3 separate regions of the Homo sapiens genome follow, and all the other regions are linked to region 1. The links are chromatin contacts, found by Hi-C or POLR2A ChIA-PET in ENCODE. All regions are on one chromosome and are shown on one strand. Each heading gives the region's core, a stretch centred on a gene start or an enhancer-like site at or near the end of the contact. The rest is flanking DNA. Distances are from core to core; before and after follow the strand shown.

What was found. A loop is a pair of places that touch in the nucleus more often than their neighbours do. ChIA-PET counts read pairs that join two places held with the same protein, here RNA polymerase II (POLR2A). Pooled maps may share reads with other maps.
Region 2: a loop to region 1 is called in a pooled map, with 4 times the contacts of the local background. The contact joins the promoter of NPM3 here to the promoter of HIF1AN in region 1. A Hi-C loop is called at or near these places in 4 of 50 pooled maps. POLR2A ChIA-PET finds 5 or more read pairs at or near these places in 2 of 52 experiments (B cell and activated B cell).
Region 3: a map of CD8-positive, alpha-beta T cell shows a loop between it and region 1 (11-fold over the local background). The contact joins the promoter of SUFU here to the promoter of HIF1AN in region 1. A Hi-C loop is called at or near these places in 1 of 168 maps with a recorded cell type or tissue (CD8-positive, alpha-beta T cell), 4 of 37 single-sample maps with no recorded cell type and 8 of 50 pooled maps.

What each region holds. Positions count from the first base shown.
Region 1 is chr10:100,534,644-100,537,447 of GRCh38, forward strand. It overlaps HIF1AN (hypoxia inducible factor 1 subunit alpha inhibitor), which reads left to right and starts at 1,300. Exons shown (of 8, transcript NM_017902.3): 1 at 1,300-1,492; 2 at 1,768-2,018. The coding sequence starts at 1,316. RefSeq lists enhancers at 1,060-1,149, 1,220-1,279.
Region 2 is chr10:101,782,096-101,784,919 of GRCh38, forward strand. It overlaps NPM3 (nucleophosmin/nucleoplasmin 3), which reads right to left and starts at 1,351. Exons shown (of 6, transcript NM_006993.3): 1 at 1,178-1,351; 2 at 744-829; 3 at 383-502; 4 at 163-256. The coding sequence starts at 1,295. It overlaps OGA (O-GlcNAcase), which reads right to left. Exons shown (of 16, transcript NM_012215.5): 16 at 2,355-2,824. RefSeq lists an enhancer at 279-918.
Region 3 is chr10:102,502,609-102,505,308 of GRCh38, forward strand. It overlaps SUFU (SUFU negative regulator of hedgehog signaling), which reads left to right and starts at 1,364. Exons shown (of 12, transcript NM_016169.4): 1 at 1,364-1,726. The coding sequence starts at 1,545. It overlaps ACTR1A (actin related protein 1A), which reads right to left and starts at 104. Exons shown (of 11, transcript NM_005736.4): 1 at 1-104. The coding sequence starts at 39. RefSeq lists enhancers at 1-82, 2,551-2,700 and silencers at 433-502, 1,180-1,649, 1,964-2,258.

The sequences.
Region 1 (2,804 bases), core at 50-2,549:
TAACAAATTACTGTAAATTTAGCAGCCCAAAACACCAATTTATTTTCTCACATATTCCATGAGTCCAGGTACTGGTTGGCTGAGTCCTCAGCTCAGGGTCTTATCAGGCTGAAATCAAGGTGTTGGCTGGGTTAGCGATCTCATCTGAGGCTCCGTGTGTGTCCTTTCCCAAGTTCAGTGGTTGTTGCCAGAATTCAGTTACTTGCATTTGTAGGATTAAGGTGCCCACTTTCTTGTTGGCTGTCACCCAGGAGCCTTTCTCAGCTCCTAGAGTCCACCTGCCATTTCCTGCCATATGGCAGTTTGCTCCTTCAAGGTGAACAGGACAGCTGTGCTGTGGCTTCAAATCTCTTAGATTCTGTCTCTGACCTCTAGCCCTGATTTAAAGGGCTAGAGTGATAAGATGAAGCCCACCAGGATAAATCACCTCTTTTTGACTGCCTTAAAGTTAATTGATTAGGGACTTTAATTACATCCTTGTCATATAAGCTAACCTAATTACAGGAGTGATGCTCTATCATATTCACAGTCGTGTTTTCTTTTAAGGGGAGAAATGTATACAGGATGTGTACACCGTAGGGTACAAATCTTGGGATACATCTTAGAATTGGGCCTCTCACAGCCAGCCATAAGAACTGTCCAAGTAAGCAATAGAGGTATTAATATGGCCTTTTATAATCAGTATAGATTGTTTGAAAATGTGAGATGTCCATGGTTGGCCTCTAATAACATTCGATTCACGGCAAACATATATTCAAGTAGGAGACATGGTGATATAGGCAGAAAAATCAAATGATGCTAAACAAAAGAAAACTGTCTTTGATTTTGAAAGAATTCAACTTGCTGTATATCTTTTGCCTAAGCCTTCAGTCAGCCTTTGCTCTACATCTACCAATGTGATCACTGCTTTTCCTTCTGACTTCTTTAGGTGGGTCAAGAGTTTGCTTTTCTCCCCATTCATGAGTGTAAAGTTTAATGCCTAACTGAACTTGCTTCCTTCTTTGACTCTTGTGTAGACTCGGGCACATGGGGCAACTTTTTTTGTGTTTTGCTCTACCAGGTCGTCCCTATTCCGTGGGACTAGTGTCTAGCCCCATTTCTTCAGCAGTGGAGCCTAGGATGTAGAGCTGCATACTACCATTAGGAGGCGCACCCTCAGGCCTCGGCTCCGCGTTCTTTATGTCTCTGGACCGCTCTCTCTCGCAGCTCATCTCTATGGTTTCCGTTGGGTGTGTGGTTTTTTTGTTTTTTTTTTTTTGGGGTCCGGAATAGGCGGAGCTTCCGGTTCCGGTGGGGGCCGTCCCTGGCGGCGGAGATGGCGGCGACAGCGGCGGAGGCTGTGGCCTCTGGCTCTGGAGAGCCCCGGGAGGAGGCTGGAGCCCTCGGCCCCGCCTGGGATGAATCCCAGTTGCGCAGTTATAGCTTCCCGACTAGGCCCATTCCGCGTCTGAGTCAGAGCGACCCCCGGGCAGAGGAGCTTATTGAGAATGAGGTGGGGGGCGGGGCCGCGTCTAAAGGGAGAGGAGGAAGGTACCCGGTTGAGAGGTCAGAGGTGAATGGTGAAAGAGATGGGAGACTGGCAGGGCTCTAGACTAGGGCCTATGGGAAGATGGAGAGAAAGGCGAGGAGATACGGAACTTAGGGGTTCGTGCTGATTAACAGGAGAAATTATTCTGAAGTTGAGAAGTAGTTGGGATCATGGAGGCCAACCCACCGGCTCCTTGGCATTACTTCATTTGGTGTTTTTCACCTGTTGTTTTCATTTAGGAGCCTGTGGTGCTGACCGACACAAATCTTGTGTATCCTGCCCTGAAATGGGACCTTGAATACCTGCAAGAGAATATTGGCAATGGAGACTTCTCTGTGTACAGTGCCAGCACCCACAAGTTCTTGTACTATGATGAGAAGAAGATGGCCAATTTCCAGAACTTTAAGCCGAGGTCCAACAGGGAAGAAATGAAATTTCATGAGTTCGTTGAGAAACTGCAGGATATACAGCAGCGAGGAGGGGAAGAGAGGTAAATTCCGAAAGCTTAATTTTCTGTTGGATTTAGGACACTCATTTTTCTTTCCTATACTTGTTTGAAGGTGTGGCAGAATTGGGTCAATTAGAGATTGGCCTCTCCCATCTCTGGATTCCAGTTGAAGGAGTAGTCTGGTCTTCCAGCCTTTAAGGGGTTTGAGTTCTTAGTGGTTCTTGGTGCTACAGCCAGCTAGTTCTGTAGCTTGAGGGATGAGGGAATGATTAAACTTGAGCTATGAATCTCTGGGTTCCCATCTTCTTCCTCATAAAGAGTTAGTTGCCTAGAAGGGTCAGGCAGGTGAATGGAAGGAGTAATATCGTCTGTGTGAAATCAGTGATGAGGCTGAAGGCATAAGCCTTGTTCAAAGTGAGAAGCCAAGGCCGGCGGGGGTGGCTCATGCCTGTAATCCCAGCACTTTGGGAGGCCGAGGTGGGAGGATTGCTTGAGTCCAGGAGTTCAAGACCAGCCTGGGAAACGTGGTGAGAGCTAGTCTCTGCAAAATTAAAAACTAAAACAAAAAACCATGGTGAGAGGTCATTACTTGACTCTGCTTGCTTCAGTTTTGGAGTGCAGTTCTAGGGTTGGGAGATATTCCGATTTTCAAGAGAAGTTCAAAATCAGGATTTTTATTTAAAATCTTTTGACTTTAAATGGAGCAACTAAATCAGATTTAAAGAAAAAAAGTTGCAGGGGGCCAAACAAAAATGTTTGTCACTGGATTTAGCTCTGAAAATGCCTGTTTGTAGCCATTGTCCTTAAGTATTGTGATGACTGAGGATA
Region 2 (2,824 bases), core at 101-2,600, 1.2 Mb after region 1:
AGGAGAGGGCATGTCATGCACAGGGCACAGCGTGGAGGGCACACAGACCTGTACAGGGCTGCACTGGGAGATGAGGGTGGGATGGGGCAGGAGTGCGGAGTGGGGGAAGCCTGATGGGAGAGTCCACTGGAAGCAAAGGAGAGGGCCCTCCCCTCTTCTCACCAATCTGGTGCCGCCCAGTGATCCGCACAGGGCCAGAGCCCGACTTCAGGCGGAAGGTTACAGGTGGTTGGAGCTGGAAGTCATCCAGACTGAGCTGGGAGGAAGACAAGGATGAAGGCCTGGCCCACTCCTAGCCCACCCCACACTGTAATGAGTGCTAACGTCCTCAATCCCCTCACCACCACCACCACCACCACCAAGGCAGAGCTGGGGAACTCACCATGGGTTGGCAGGACAGCTTGAGGTTGGCCACAGGGACTGCGATCTCCTGATGGTCATGGTTCCGGGCCACAACTTCTACCACATTACACTCGTCTTTGGCTCCCTCGGTGAGGCAGAGCTGGGAACGGTACACAGGGCCTCAGGGTCTCCTCAAGTGAGGGTTGACACCACAACTAAAGGCATCTACCCTAGCACCTGCCCAGCCTCAGAGGTCCCGGTTCACCTGGCCAGGGGAGCCGCCCATGCCGGGGGGTTAGGCTGAGGATGTGTCTCCAAGTAAAGGGGATCCGGAGGTTGGGTAGAGACCTATATTGCCTGCCTGGGCTTATTCATTAAAACCCCACTCCCCTGCCCCTCACCATGGTTAGTGCCAGCACGTGCTCCGCATCATCCTCTTCCTCTACCTTAAAGGTGAAGGAGCGGGTGTGGCCGGAGAGCTCACAGCCTGGTAGAAATAACAGTGAGTATGCCTGAGCGTGTGTACGGGGCTGGGCAGCGGGGGATGTCACCAACCCGCCGTCACGTGTAACCTTGGGCGGACGGGTCATTTACACGTCCACCTCCGTCTCTTCTCTCAGAACACCTGGGACGCTCTGCCGTGGGCCCCGCCCAACACATCTGGGGCAGGGATCTCGCCACCCCCTTTGGCTGTGCGTGCGAGGCCCCCTCTCCTGCGGGAACAGCGAAGCAGCCCTCCGCCCACACCCACGCCTTGAAACCCTCCGCATTCCCGCCTCACATCCCTACCTCTTACCGCCCCAGTACCACCCTCAGCCTCTCCCTTCACTAATACCGAAGAAAAAACTGTCCATAGTGACCGGGGCCGGGACCCGTAGGCCCCCGACACCCCCGGCCCGCGTTCGGCTCTCCTGACTCAAAAACGCTAAGGCAGCTGCAGTACCGGCGGCCATGCTGTAAGAGCCTTCTTCAAACTCCGCCCCCGACACGCACAAAGCCGGGGACCCTCGGCCAGTTCCGGCCCCGCCCATTAAAGGAGACGCACAGTCCTGGAAAAGAAAAGGCGCCGAGACCCCGCAGCCCTACCCGGAGCCCGCAGCTTCTGCTCATATTTTATCAAGACCGAAGAGAAAGGAAGTAACATCACAGAAGAATGGATTTGGGGTTTATGTTAACATCCTTGCTCATTTCCACGACCATGAGGGTGTCCACTTCCCCAAGCTCCTCGCTCTGTGTCGGAAGAGTGTCTCCCACTCTTCCAACCCAGGGTAAGCTTTCGTTAAAGGAGTTATAGATATAAAAATGTAAACCCTTCTTACTCCTCCCAGCAAAGGTGGGGTTCAGGGCAGTGCTTTTCTGCTACAAGCAAAGGAAATGCACTCAGATTGTCTTTGCCTCAAGAGAGCCGAGGAGCCTTAGGAATTTCCATCCCAACACGTCTGTCCTGTCTGTCCTCTCGGCTAAGCCTCTCTTAATTCTTCCTGCTCTAAAGACCCCGCAACTTGCTATGCCTTCACTGAGACTTAGCTGCTGGCACTTGCTAGCAGAGGACTAGTTAGCTCATGTGTGTTGGCTGTTCCTGGCCCACCCACGCTTTTTGAGCTTTTAATTCCAAATCATCCAGGAGTATCTTTGCGCCGTGGATTATTTTGTCAGTTTATGCTACTCGCGCCATCTTTCGCCTTTTAAGAATCAGGCAAACTGTGTGCTTTCTATCCTAATAGATGGCAAAACTCAAACTAGAGGCCCTATTTCACATCCAGGTTATAACTGTGGCAAGAGGGTGGGGTGGCTTGGCTAAAAACTAGTCTACTTTTCTTAGCTCTTGTCTTAATGAAAATCTGGAAGTCTTACTGGTGATGGAGGTAGGGGAGGGCTGCCTTCAAGATCCAATCTCTAACTTGGAACAGCTGTGGAGAGGAGAGAATACCTGCTTGTAGGTGAGGCATGAAAGAGGAGAAAAGGGAGGGGGCAGACAGGAAATAGATTCACACAATACAACACGACAAGCATTCACTTCAAGTTTTATTTTGCCTCTTGCATGGTCTTTTACAGTTCGTTTTCTACAGGAACTGAGCTCTGATCCAAACAATCAATAAAAATGTAATTCCAACCTTAATATTCATAACCAGGAAATAGCATAGCACTTCATGATCCTAGAGTGATGAAAGCAAGACCAGGGCATCTGTTTCACAGTCACCTGTGACCAGACCAGCCAACATGATTACTAAAAGCCAAGATAAAACCAAAAGCAAACTTGCTAAAAAATCCTGAATTCCATGAGGTTAACTCTGAAATCCTCCAAACAAAATGCTAGAATTGTCCACTAGTGTTAAGACGAGAAAACTGAGGAAAACTCAGCTGTCTTACTATCTGGTAAGAGTCTTCCCTTCATCTCAAGCCCTCAAAAATGCAAACTTGGTTCCAGCTTTACAACATACCATATCCTTCTATCGGTTAAAGGTTTCTAACCTAAAAACCT
Region 3 (2,700 bases), core at 114-2,613, 2.0 Mb after region 1:
CACGACAGGCTGGTTGGCGATCACATCGTAGGACTCCATGGCAGAGGAATCTCTCCTTCTGGGGAAGGAACTGCCCAGCCGGGTCCGCCGCTAGCGCCACTGACACGCATGCGCAGTCTAGCCGCCGGTTCAGGGCGGCGAGGGAGCGGCCCGACCTCGCCTCTGAAGAACTACAATCCCCAGCAAGCTTTGCGCCTGGGTTAGCGATCTAGCTTGCTTTGTTGCCCGCCTAGTTTAAGATTGGGAGTCGCATTTCCAATGCGCAGTACCCTGGGATTTGTGGTCTCCCTAGATTAAACAGCCAGAGACACAGGTTGATGGTCATGTTGCATGCCTGGATCTGTAGTCCCTTTGAAGGAGTTCGCAGTGCATGCTGAGGTATGTAGTCTTCTCGAGTACTTGTCTGTAGTTCGGTTTGGATTGGTCGTAATTCATGGATGTTTGGATTTTGCAGATCAGCCCTGCCACTCCCCCCGACGTTCCCTTAGACAATATAAGGTTCTCATGTTTTTATTTGGGTCTGTAAGACTTTAATAAACATCTCCTAGCACCTCACACTCTAACAAAAAGGAAATGTTAACACACGTACGCGAGAGGACATATTCCTACAACAAAGGAAAACAATTTAAATTGCATAAAATTAGCTTTAAGTTTAAAAACCTGTACATTGTCGTTGCCTTTTGCATTTTCTTTTTTTCTGCATAACAGGCTAACATTGATCCGAAGATTGGCAATTGGAACTACTGGTATAGGTAATCTTTTGGTCATTAAAACATCATCTAAGGGTTTCAGAAACTGCTCGAGTATCTCTTTAATTTTCATAACGAGCTAGAATTGACACTGATGGTTGAGAAAATGGAGGTGAAGAGAGGTTATGTGTCACTGCTTTCAAATGAGCCCAGTGCATTTTTTTCTCTGGATTATGTTCTCCCCCAGCCCCCTTGAAATTTCAGGGACCTTTTTGTCAATAGCCCTAGAAAACATTAGATTTATTATCATCTATTAATACTAACGCCCCATGGATGAATGAATCAATCCATTGTCAGATTTATGTTTAAATCCTAGTTAGCAGCGCGTCAGCAAAACAGTAACAAATCCTTTGTTGGCGCACTTCTCGCTGCTTTCGTGGGACCTTAGCACCTCAGAGGGTGCTCAGCATCTCTAAACTTGGGTTCCTCCTAACACTAGGGGGAGACCAAGAGCCTTGGGACACTCCCAACACAGGGAGGGGAGGCGGGGCCTATTGTCAAGTCACACCTTCCCTGCCTGTGACTGGCACAGACATTAGCCAATGGGTGCTTGGATAGGGTGCGCCGGCGCCCCGCCCCCCTTAGCGCCCCGCCGCCCCGAGGCACCCTCTGGCAGACTCGGCGGCGGCGACAGCCTGGGCGGACAGTGCGCCGTGCGCAGGCGCGGAGCTAGACCTCGCTGCAGCCCCCATCGCCTCGGGGAGTCTCACCCACCGAGTCCGCCCGCTGGCCCGTCAGTGCTCTCCCCGTCGTTTGCCCTCTCCAGTTCCCCCAGTGCCTGCCCTACGCACCCCGATGGCGGAGCTGCGGCCTAGCGGCGCCCCCGGCCCCACCGCGCCCCCGGCCCCTGGCCCGACTGCCCCCCCGGCCTTCGCTTCGCTCTTTCCCCCGGGACTGCACGCCATCTACGGAGAGTGCCGCCGCCTTTACCCTGACCAGCCGAACCCGCTCCAGGTTACCGCTATCGTCAAGTACTGGTATGCTCTGGGCCGCGGGGAGACGGACAGGCGCGGGCTGGAAAGGGTTAAAGCGCCGAGGGCGAAGTAATTTGTGGGAGGTGGGAGGAGGGGTAGAGAATGGTTAAAGCACTCAGAAGGAGGGCTTCTTGCTGCGAGGGAAGGAGTTAAGGCTCAAGTTGGGAATGGGGACAAAGGGGTTAACGGAGCCCGTGGGTACTGAGGGGTTAACCGGGATTAGGAGAATAGAGTGAGGACTGGGGGTGTGTGTAGGAGCAGAGGGGGGAACGGCAGGAGCGAGGGAACTGTAAACGTGGTGAAAAGAGGGGGCGCCTGTAGGGGGTCATTAGTGGGCGAGGGGAAGCCAAGCGGGGGCGGCCGAAGTGGGATGGGAGAGGCGAGGCGGGGCCTGGGGAGCATTTGAGAGGGCTTTGGAGGAGCGAAGCCGAAGAAGCTCAGAGGGCACGAGACTGCATAGAATGGGGGGTTCGGGGGGCCCAGGGCTCTCCTGTGGTGGGTAGGAGGGCCAAAGATGAGGGCCTGGTGCTTGTGGAGAGAGGAGGAGGTCTCCTTTTGATACCTTCCCGATTAGCTCAGACGTCGTATCAGGGCAAAGCTTTTGCTTTTGAAGTTTGACGGAGCAGCTCTTCCTGATAAACTTTTTGCTTACTCTGCACTGTTCTCTTTCTCCGTGCAGAGCTTCCTCCTAGCTCTGCAGTTGCTTCGCTTTAGGGCATTAGGTAGAGAGAACCATGGTTTGGCTTAGGATTGAAGGGGCCGACAGCTTCCCACCTCCAGTTGGAAATAAATGGTGGAGACTCTGGGACCCCAGCAGGGAGGAATTGTGCAGTGGGACATTAAGAGGAGCTTCTCGGCCATGGCCTGCAGTTTCTCCGGGGAGCTGAGAGTAACCCTCAAGTAGCTTTAGGGTAGGAATGGTCTTTTCTAATTTCCCATTCCTGTTTGCAGCCTGTTTCTTCCTTCAGCATTTGGGC